3 separate regions of the Homo sapiens genome follow, and regions 1 and 2 are each linked to region 3. A link is a contact called in ENCODE Hi-C or POLR2A ChIA-PET data. All regions are on one chromosome and are shown on one strand. The core of a region is the stretch at or near the end of the contact, and the rest is flanking DNA. Distances in the headings are between cores, read along the strand shown.

Region 1 (2,978 bases), core at 430-2,929, 94 kb before region 3:
GATAAAACCCCGTCTCCACTAAAAGTACAAAAATTAGCCGGGTGTGGTGGCGCATCCCTGTAGTCTTAGCTACTGGGGAGCCTGAGGCAGGAGAACCTCTTGAACCCAGCAGGTGGAGGTGGCAGTGAGCTGAGATCGCACCAATGCACTCCAGCCTGGGTGACAGATTGTTGTCTCAAAAAAAAGAAAAAAAAAGAATTAGAGAAACAAAATAAGGACTATATATTACAATTTTGCATCACGTAGATGATGGGAACATCCTGTGAGAGCAGCTCATGCCATAGTCACCACTGGCTCAGGCAATAAAGGCTTTCCAGCCCTTGAGGCACCACAAGCCATGGCTGAAAGTGTGGGGAGGTGACCCGGAAATGAACCAGTGAGAGCCTCCCTGGGAGGTTTAACCTTGCAGATTGTGAAGAAAAACGATGTGGCTCTTTCCCTGTTTTTTGTTTGCTTTTTTTTTTTTAAGAAAAATATCATGCTGACTTACTGATATGAATACAGAGATTGTTGTGGACAGGTCTCTTGTGCCTTGTACCAAACTACGAGAAGGATTGTCTTGCTAAACGTTTAAGTAGATTTATAAGATCATCATTTGTAAAGGGGACTGTTCAGAAATGGTGTACTAGAGTTCAGTCACAGAGCTTACCATATACGATCTTATCTAACAACAAAAATGAGCCTTTTTGTCCTTCTTAATCGTGAACCAATTTATTAGGAGTAGAATAAGTTGTTTGCTAAAGACATGACAGGAAATACACTTGAAAGCCTGACCTTTGAAATGACAGTTCATCGATGACCTTTATTTCTTCAGCATTTCTTAAGAATCTTTCTTGTTCAATTCCTGCAACTTAATGTTACTTAAATGCATTTAAGGAATGCCTTTGCGTATATTATCAGAGACTCTTGAAAGCTCTCTTTCTAACTTGAACATAATTTCCATTTCTGGAATCCCTTTCTCTCCCTCAGGGGCTTCCTAGGAGATTTAAGGCGATATTTTTTAACCCAATATCTCTTAAACTTATTAGCCATTTCCAGCTTTTGAGTTGTGATTTGTGGTTGTTGTTTTGCTTTCCTTTTTTTTTTTTTAATTATTTTTTTAAACCTGGTCGATGTCGAGTGTTGTCATATGTTTTTAATAAAAGTGCCTTTCTGTTTCTATTGTCTGCTTGGAGGCTGGGGTATGGCCATTTCTCATTCTCCTGATTCACGGAAGATGTTGATCAGTACTGAAGCCCGGAGCCAGACCGCTAGGTCCTTTGATGCCCAGGCGGCCATGTCAGGGAGTTCCTGCTCAAGCCAGGGTGGCTTAGCCCAGGATAACAGTAGCTTCTGAGATGGGTGACAATTGTTCCACACGTGGCCACAGTCATTCTTCCGGCATAATGGACTTGGGCTCAGGAGGTCTGTCTCTCCTCAGGGATCATGAGCTGAAATTGCTAAACTTTGGGAGTTTTCAGTGACACCCTTCAAAGTGCTCACAGTGTGGCATGGATCAGCTGAGAAGGGCGGATGCGCTTTTGCCCCGTGAGGCATCTATCTGTGTAACTTTCTCCGAGCTGGGCCACAAGGGGCGCTTAGGCCCGCAGACGCCCACTGTGATTGGTTGACGAGATGCCACGCAACGGGACCATCCAGTCACCTTCAACGCAGGTAGGTTTGCTGAGAGGCTCCCTGCGTGACACTTCATCCAATCAGACGTGAAGCTGGCCCGAGACGTGGAGCCATGCTGCGTACCGAAGTGCCCCGGCTTCCCCGGTCCACAACCGCCATTGTCTGGTCGTGCCATCTAATGGCCACTGCCTCCGCCATGGCTGGACCTTCCTCTGAGACGACCTCTGAGGAACAGCTGATCACCCAGGAGCCCAAAGAGGCCAACTCCACTACGTCCCAGAAGCAGAGCAAGCAGAGGAAGCGAGGGCGCCATGGGCCCCGCAGGTGCCACTCCAACTGCCGCGGGGACAGCTTCGCCACCTATTTCCGCCGGGTGCTGAAGCAGGTTCACCAGGGCCTCAGCCTTTCCCGGGAGGCCGTGAGTGTCATGGATTCTTTGGTTCATGACATATTGGACCGCATCGCCACCGAGGCTGGTCACCTGGCCCGCTCCACCAAGCGCCAGACCATCACTGCCTGGGAGACCCGGATGGCTGTGCGCCTGCTGCTGCCGGGGCAGATGGGCAAGCTCGCCGAGTCCGAAGGCACGAAGGCTGTCCTCAGGTACACCAGGAGCAAGTGCGCTCCCTCAGGAGCACCCGAGCACCACGGGAACCCAAAGGGTCTTTTCAGAGCCACTGAATGTGGCCTGAAAGACCAGTGGCTCGCCAAGGGGGACACCACCGGAGGCTGGGGTGGGTGGTGCCCTTCCGACTTGGGGGGCATGTGGCGTGTGGCATCCTGCAATGTTTCAAGCATTTTCCCCTCAGTACTAAACATTGTCAGCTCCAATATATCTGTAGTGCAGTTTGCTCCAAGGAAAAATAGTGGGTGTTTCCGTGATCGTGTTTCATTTCCTCAGTTTCGTAAACGGTCATTTTTGTTAGTTATGTTTCTAGGCTATCTATATGGTGATATTATTACTGCACTGATCTTTACCTTTTTCTGTCTCATTCTCCTGTGACTGGATGGTGGAATTTTCCAGAACTTCACTGTATGCCATACAGCAACAGAGAAAGTGAATACGCTGATACAAGAAGCAAGGTAACCCTCCTAAATGTTTTCAACACCGCTCCCATCACGAATCCATGTAAATAAGCAAATGAGGCCAAGTTACAGTGTACATACAGCTAAATAAAATTTTCAAGAATCCGTTCATTTTCCAGCTTCCTCGACTCTGAGATCACTATTGCAGTTCATTCTTTTTTTGCCATGACGATAATCTTTTCGTTTCTTTTTAAACAGAAACCTTCGTTACTTCCAGGTTTGTGTCAGTAGGCTTAGGGAGTGTCCACAGAAATGGCTCATGCCCTAGTGTTCAGTGG
Region 2 (2,983 bases), core at 211-2,710, 120 kb before region 3:
CAATGTTCTGTATAACTTGATGTTAGGGACAAGGTACATATTCTAATCTTAGCTTTGGATTCATATCCCTAAAAGATCATGATTACAAGCAATGCAAACAAAAACATCAGGTAAAGAATCACACTGCCGTTCCTTTAAACACCAGGTTGAATATAACAGGAAGGCTGCTGTGGGTTCAGCTTGGGTCACTCCCCCCACATTGGGTCAATGACTGTTGCTCATAGACTGCAGGTCACTCATTGGCTGTACCACTGTACACTAGGGCATGAGCTGTTTCCGTGGACACTCCGTAATCCTACTGACACACACCTGGAAGTAAGGAAGGTTTCTGTTCAAAAAGAAATGAAAAAATTACTGTCAGTACAAAAAGAGAATGAATTACAATAGTGGTCTCAGAGTCGGGGAAGCTGGAAAACGAATGGATTCTTGAAAATTTTATTTAGCCATATATATACTGTAACTGGGCCTCGTTTGCTTATTTACATGGATTCATGATGAGAGAGATGCTGAACACATTTAGGAGGGTTACCTTGCTTCTTGTATCAGCATATTCACTTTCTCTGTTGCCATATCGCACATAATGAAGTTCTGGAAAATCCCACCATCCAGTCGTAGGAGAATGAGAGTGAAAAAGGTAAACATCAGTACATTGATAACATCATCATAAAGATAACCTAGAAAGATAACTAAGAAAAACGGCCATTTGGGAAACTGAGGACACGAAACACGATTACGGAAACACCCCCTACTTTTCCTTGGAGCATATTGCACTACAGATATATTGGAGTTGACAGTGTTTTGCACTGTGGGAAAAATGCTTGAAAAACCGCAGGAGGCCACACGGCACATGCCCCCCAAGCTGGAACGGTGCCACCCACACCAACCTCCGGTGGGGTCCCCCCCTTGGCGGGCCACTGGCCTATAGGGCCACGGGCGGTGGTTCTGAATAGAGCCTTTGGGTTTCCCAGGTGCTCAGGCGCTCCTGAGACAGCTCACTTGCTTTTGGTGTACCTGAGGGCGGCATTCGTGCCCTGGGCCTCGGCGAGCTTGCCCATCTTCCCCGGCAGCAGCAGTCGCACGGCCATCTGGATGTCCCGGGAGGTGATGGTCACGCGCTTGGTGTAATGGGCCAGCTGACCAGCCTCGGTGGCGATGCGGTCCAATATGTCATGGATCATAGAATCCATGACACTCACGGCCTCCTGGGAAAGGCTGAGGCCCTGGTGAACCTGCTTCAGCACCCGGGGGAAATAGGGGGTGAAGCTGTCCCCGAAGCTGTCCCCACGGCGGTTGGCGTGGCGCCTGCGGGAGCCTCGGCACCCTCGCCTCTTCTGCTTCTGGGCCTTCGTGGAGTTGGCCTCTTTGGGCTCCTGGATGCTCTGGCCTTCCTCCGAGGTTGTCTCAGAGGAAGCCTCAGCCATGGCGGAAGCAGCGGCCATTAGATAGCAAGAACAGAGAGTGACGGTTGGGGACCAGGGAAGTGGGGGGCACTTTGGTATGGTCGCATGGCTCTACGTCACATTCCAACTCGACATCTGATTGGATGAAGTGTCACCAAGGGCGCCTCTCAGCAATCTTCCCTCCATTGAAGGTGATCGGATGATCCTGTTGCTTGGAATCATGTCAGCCAATCACAGAGGGCGTCTGCCCGCCTAAGTGGCCGGGTTGCCTACCTCAGACAAAGGTACACAGAGTCTTGCTCTGTGGCACACCTGCAGTGCAGTGGTGCGGTCTCAGCTCACTGCAACCCCTGCCTCCTGGTTTCAAGTGATGCTCCCTCTTCAGCCTCCCAAGTAGCTGGGAGTAGAGGCGCGTACCACCACACCTGGCTAAGTTTTGTATTTTGTGTGTGTGTATGTGTGTGTGTGTGAGAAACATGGTTTCTTTATGTTTCCTCAGGCTGGTCCCAACTCCTGGACTCCAGTGATTCTCCTGCCTTGGCCTCCCAAGCTGCTGGGATTACAGGCATGAGCTATTGTGCCTGGCAGAGAAAACTTATTTCAAGAAAATAAAACATGATGTTGATACCCATTGAAGGATGCACACTACAAAAATCTGAGAACATTTATAAACTTGGTTACAAAACTCATACCTGAAATATTATAAATTAAATCACATTACACACACACACACACACACACACACACACACAAAGGGAAACAGTTTACTGCTGTAAATAACAATTTAGAAGCATCAAACGGGGCAAACATTACTAATGGAACAAGCAGACCTCATATAATCTTTTTTCAACATTACCTCTATTATACAATTCATTTAAATACATAACAAAAACCCACAGTGCAGAAATAGCTAAATCAAAAATTCAATGAACAGCACCCCTTTCAAGCTTCCGAGAAAATAAAGTAAGGACTCTAACTCATTCACATTTGTCTAATTCTATTGTTTCCCAGTCTACAATCTTTTTTAATGCAAAGCTTAATGTCCTGTGAGTATGCATCACTTACGATGGAAGTATCCAATGAGAGCACCCAAACCCCACTCTCCACTGGCTCAACTAATGAAGTGTCTTCAGCCCTGGGCCTGAGCCACTGGCTCAGAATGTGAGCAGGTGACCAGTCCTGAACCAATAAATGCCCTCCTAGCTGTTCAGCCTTGTAAATTGAGGAGAAAATTAGTTTGAGGTTTTTGTCCACTTTTTATTTCTTTGTTTGATTTTTCGTTTTATTGTAATTGTGGTGAATTAAAGATTTGAATCCAAAGCTGTGAGTAAGCATGTCTCCTACCTCTGGCATCATATTATGAAGGCAAGTTCTCTGAAAAGGAATTTGGAGGAAAGAGACTATTCCTGTGAACAGCTTGCACACCAGGGAGGGGCAGACTTCAGTGTAAAACAAAGGCGAAGTTCCAGAGAACTAAAAGAGGATATGGCTTTTATAGAGAAAGTTCCCATCGAGGTTCTCAGTACAGTCCATTCATGCAAATAAAGGATTCAAAATTAGTTCTGATTGGTTGACTCAGTTGA
Region 3 (3,306 bases), core at 230-2,729:
TCACTTGCTTCCAAGCATCAGGAGTCAAGAACAGGCCCCACAGGAGCCTCCTAGCCACACTATACATAAAGGAAGTAATACCTGCTCTCTAAGTCAGGGAAAAATGGAGCAGGTTTTCCAGCCACTGCCTTCATGGCCATTCACTTTGGACAGCCCTGCATGCTGTTTCCATGGAGTTGCTCCTTCTCTGGGGCCAGTGATGCCAAATCCAGCAAAGGAGAAGTCCCCTGAAGAGCTCACAGAAGGGCAACCTAGCAACCTGTCCTTGAGCCAGGAAATGAAAGAGCCATATCAGCAACAGAGAGCTGTGGTTTGGGGGTTAGGTTAAATGGGGTTTGATTTCTCACACTTCTTCATCAAGCATGGCTTGAAGAAGGAAGACATTATGACAGACCCATTTGAAAATCTGCAAAGCTGTGGACTCAGAAGAATGTACGGAGTCCAGATTCTTTGCATACAGTTCCAGGAAGGACCGCGGGTAGGAACCTGTGCTCTGGAGTTACATTTCATAACAGATATGCCATGGACAAATACACTGATGACAGGCCCATTTACTTATAACCTTCAGCATCACGTGGTGGTGTTTAGAACAGTGGTTCACGAATCTCTCTACACCTCAGAATCAACTATGGGGCTGTTTAAAACTACAAATCACACTCTTTACCTGTAGTCCTAGTACATCAAAATCCCCCAGGGGTAAGGCCCAGGAATCTGCATTTATAACAAGCTCTCCAAAATGATTCTGAGGCAGCCCACTTTTTACTCACTTTAGTTAATAGTATGAGTTCTGGATTCAGAGATTCGGTCCAAATTTTGGCTTCACCTTGTAATTTCAGACAAATCATTTTACCTCTCTGAGCCTTGCCTCCCTTGGCGTCACAAAGGGCTGTCGAAATTATGTTGCTTTTATAAAAAGGGCAGCTTTTTGTAGTATAAAAAAAAGTATTTTTAAAAAAACGAAGGAAAGAAGAGTGCCAAGAAGAGTTTCCTCTTCTGTACAATGGGCACCATAAAGGTTGCCTTCATCTTCCCTCAGCCCTCTCCCTACTACCTCCTCACCCCCTCCCTCAGCACTATCATCACATTGAGACTGCTGTTGAGATGGTTTGAGACTACCTGTGCAAAAGTGCTCTTCAGACAATGCTGCAGGGCAAACAATTAGCATCTAGAGAGCAACATACAGGTGCTAAGTTGGATGCTGTAACTTCTTTGCTGCGGGATACAGTGCAAGACGCTTAACCTCTCTGTCTTTGGCTCAGTTTCTTCATCTGTGAAATGGAGATAACAGTTCTTGCTCACTAATTCTATGCAGTCCCAAGTTGGTCCTCCCATCCTGGCTTTGGTTTTTCTCCGCTATCCCTTAATCTAACAGAATAGAGGAGTGTTGGCAAGGGGTAGCCTTTGAAGTCAGATATGTTGACTTGGGAGTGAGCTCTTAGCTCTGCACTTCCTAACTGTACCGCCTGGGTGTTTCAGTCCTTTCCTGTTAAGTGGGCACACTGCTACCTCCTTCACAGGGCTGCTGAGAAGAAAGGAGACAGGCGCATCCGCACACAGAAAGCACTCAGTAAATGCTGTTTCCCCCCTTCCCCCTATACAAAGGTAAGGAACTCTCATTGTTCACTTGGTTTCTGTCCCACCTCGTGTTTCAGGCATCCGGTCTCAAAGCCCGGAGCAGAGCCGAGGCGGAAGGGGATGGGGAGAAGGGAAGCGACGGGGTAGCAGCAAACTCACAGATGAAAGGGAAATGGGCCTGGTCCGTGCGTCCGAGCTCCACTTGACGCCGCGCCGGCTCCCGTGCCTGTCGGCCTCAGCCCCCGCCAGCCAGCTCCCGAGTCTTGCTAGCAGTAGCTTCAGGGCCAGAGGCTGCTTGGGTAGGCCGCCTCCTCGCCCCGCTGATTGGCCGCGTCGCGCGGCTTGTCACGCTCTTTTGTCTCAATGGGCAGAGACTGAAAGCAACCGCGGCTGCCCGGAGGTCCGAACTGGAGGGTGGCCGCAGCCGTGACTTCCTTGGGAACCGCGCTGCCTCGACTCGGCTACCTCTCTGCGAAGCACTCGCTAAGCCGGGCAGCCCCGGGGTCGCTTAGCGGCCCAGGAGGCGCCAGCGATCCTGTTCCCCTGCAGAGCTATGGGGACCGGAAGGCGAAACAGAGCTGTCGACGCGGGAGCATACGCTGCCCACCAGTGGAGCGCAGGTAAAGAAAGAGCGCGCGATTTCCCGGCGCGGAGAGGGGTGGGGGAAGCCCCACCAGGACTGGGCGGCGCCCGGCTTGGAGAATCAGTAACTGCGAGGCAGGGGATGGAGCACTCCCATGGCCTGGTTGCGCTGAGAAAGGAGTTGTGGCTCATCTGGATGCTGCCGACTGGGTAGGATTTATGATTTGCCTGGATTGAAGTGGGCGGGGGTGTTGTCGGGCGTCGGGGGCGGGTGTTCGGGGAGGTGGCAAGGGGCGGGAGAAGACGATCGCAAGCTGTCTTGAACCCCTTTTGCATCTCCTCATCTCTTCCTGGGAAGGAATATGGGGGTGGGAGGTCATCCAACTTCTAGTCCCTTTCTCTCCGGCAGGTCATCAAAGCCGAATCCGAATTTGAATTCTGTGCGGCTGATTGCAGAGCTGGTAGGCCGACGGTTTCCCGCAGGAAATGTACGGGGGGCGGGAGTGCAGGAGGCACTTTGGCTTGTGTTCAGAAGATGGGAGAGGGAATTTTCCGCCTGGCGACAGAGGAGGCGGTGGAGGGGAGGTATCAGGTTTTCAGAAGAGGCTGCTCCCAACCCTTCCTTTCCTTCCTTCGCGGCACAGTCTTGAGGCCCTGAGGACTGGGATCTGCGACCCCCAGTGGACAAAAGTCGACTCTACCCCAGAGGCTAATTTTCTCAAGGCAGGCACCTGTTGAGAGGCTGCAAGTAAAATACAGGGGAACGCTAGTTTCCGAGCTCATGTAAGAATCTGAGAAATAACGGGGGTAAACTTTGACAAAGGGGTGTGTGATTGAGACCTGAGGTCATGAGATTAATGGGTTCTTATTACCTCTTGCGGGGGGAGGTAGTAAAGGGGAGGGGCAGGTGGCCTGTGGCGTCCTGAAGATTTTTCATGCATTCTTTTTCCGAGAACTAAACATTGTCAACTCTAATATATCTATAGCGCAACTTGCTTCAAGGACAGTAATAATTTTCATTTAATAATTTTCCATTTAATCCCTTTACTACATGGTCATTTCTGTCTCTTATATTCCTAGGTTTCCCTTTATAAGGATTAGTCAGATCAACATTATATCTCTAACAATGTTCCTTAGCTTTTTCACTCT

Evidence for each region. Hi-C counts contacts between places; a loop is a spot of excess contacts on that map. ChIA-PET counts read pairs that join two places held with the same protein, here RNA polymerase II (POLR2A). Pooled maps may share reads with other maps.
Region 1: a map of transverse colon shows a loop between it and region 3 (8-fold over the local background). The contact joins the promoter of H2BW1 here to the promoter of TMSB15B-AS1 in region 3. A Hi-C loop is called at or near these places in 12 of 168 maps with a recorded cell type or tissue (ascending aorta, body of pancreas, esophagus muscularis mucosa and 8 more) and 14 of 50 pooled maps. POLR2A ChIA-PET finds 5 or more read pairs at or near these places in 1 of 52 experiments (H1).
Region 2: a pooled map shows a loop between it and region 3 (2.4-fold over the local background). The contact joins the promoter of H2BW2 here to the promoter of TMSB15B-AS1 in region 3. A Hi-C loop is called at or near these places in 2 of 50 pooled maps.

The regions. Positions count from the first base shown.
Region 1 is chrX:104,012,409-104,015,386 of GRCh38, reverse strand. H2BW1 (H2B.W histone 1) reads left to right here and starts at 1,679. Exons shown (of 3, transcript NM_001002916.5): 1 at 1,679-2,217; 2 at 2,639-2,697. The coding sequence starts at 1,811. The coding sequence ends at 2,675.
Region 2 is chrX:104,038,433-104,041,415 of GRCh38, reverse strand. It overlaps H2BW2 (H2B.W histone 2), which reads right to left and starts at 1,460. Exons shown (of 4, transcript NM_001388464.1): 1 at 1,012-1,460; 2 at 530-588; 3 at 310-328. The coding sequence starts at 1,421. The coding sequence ends at 552.
Region 3 is chrX:103,917,721-103,921,026 of GRCh38, reverse strand. TMSB15B-AS1 (TMSB15B antisense RNA 1) reads left to right here and starts at 1,479. Exons shown (of 5, transcript NR_146557.1): 1 at 1,479-1,602; 2 at 1,947-2,195; 3 at 2,567-2,618; 4 at 2,802-2,940. It also overlaps a transcript of TMSB15B not described here. RefSeq lists an enhancer at 1,464-1,553.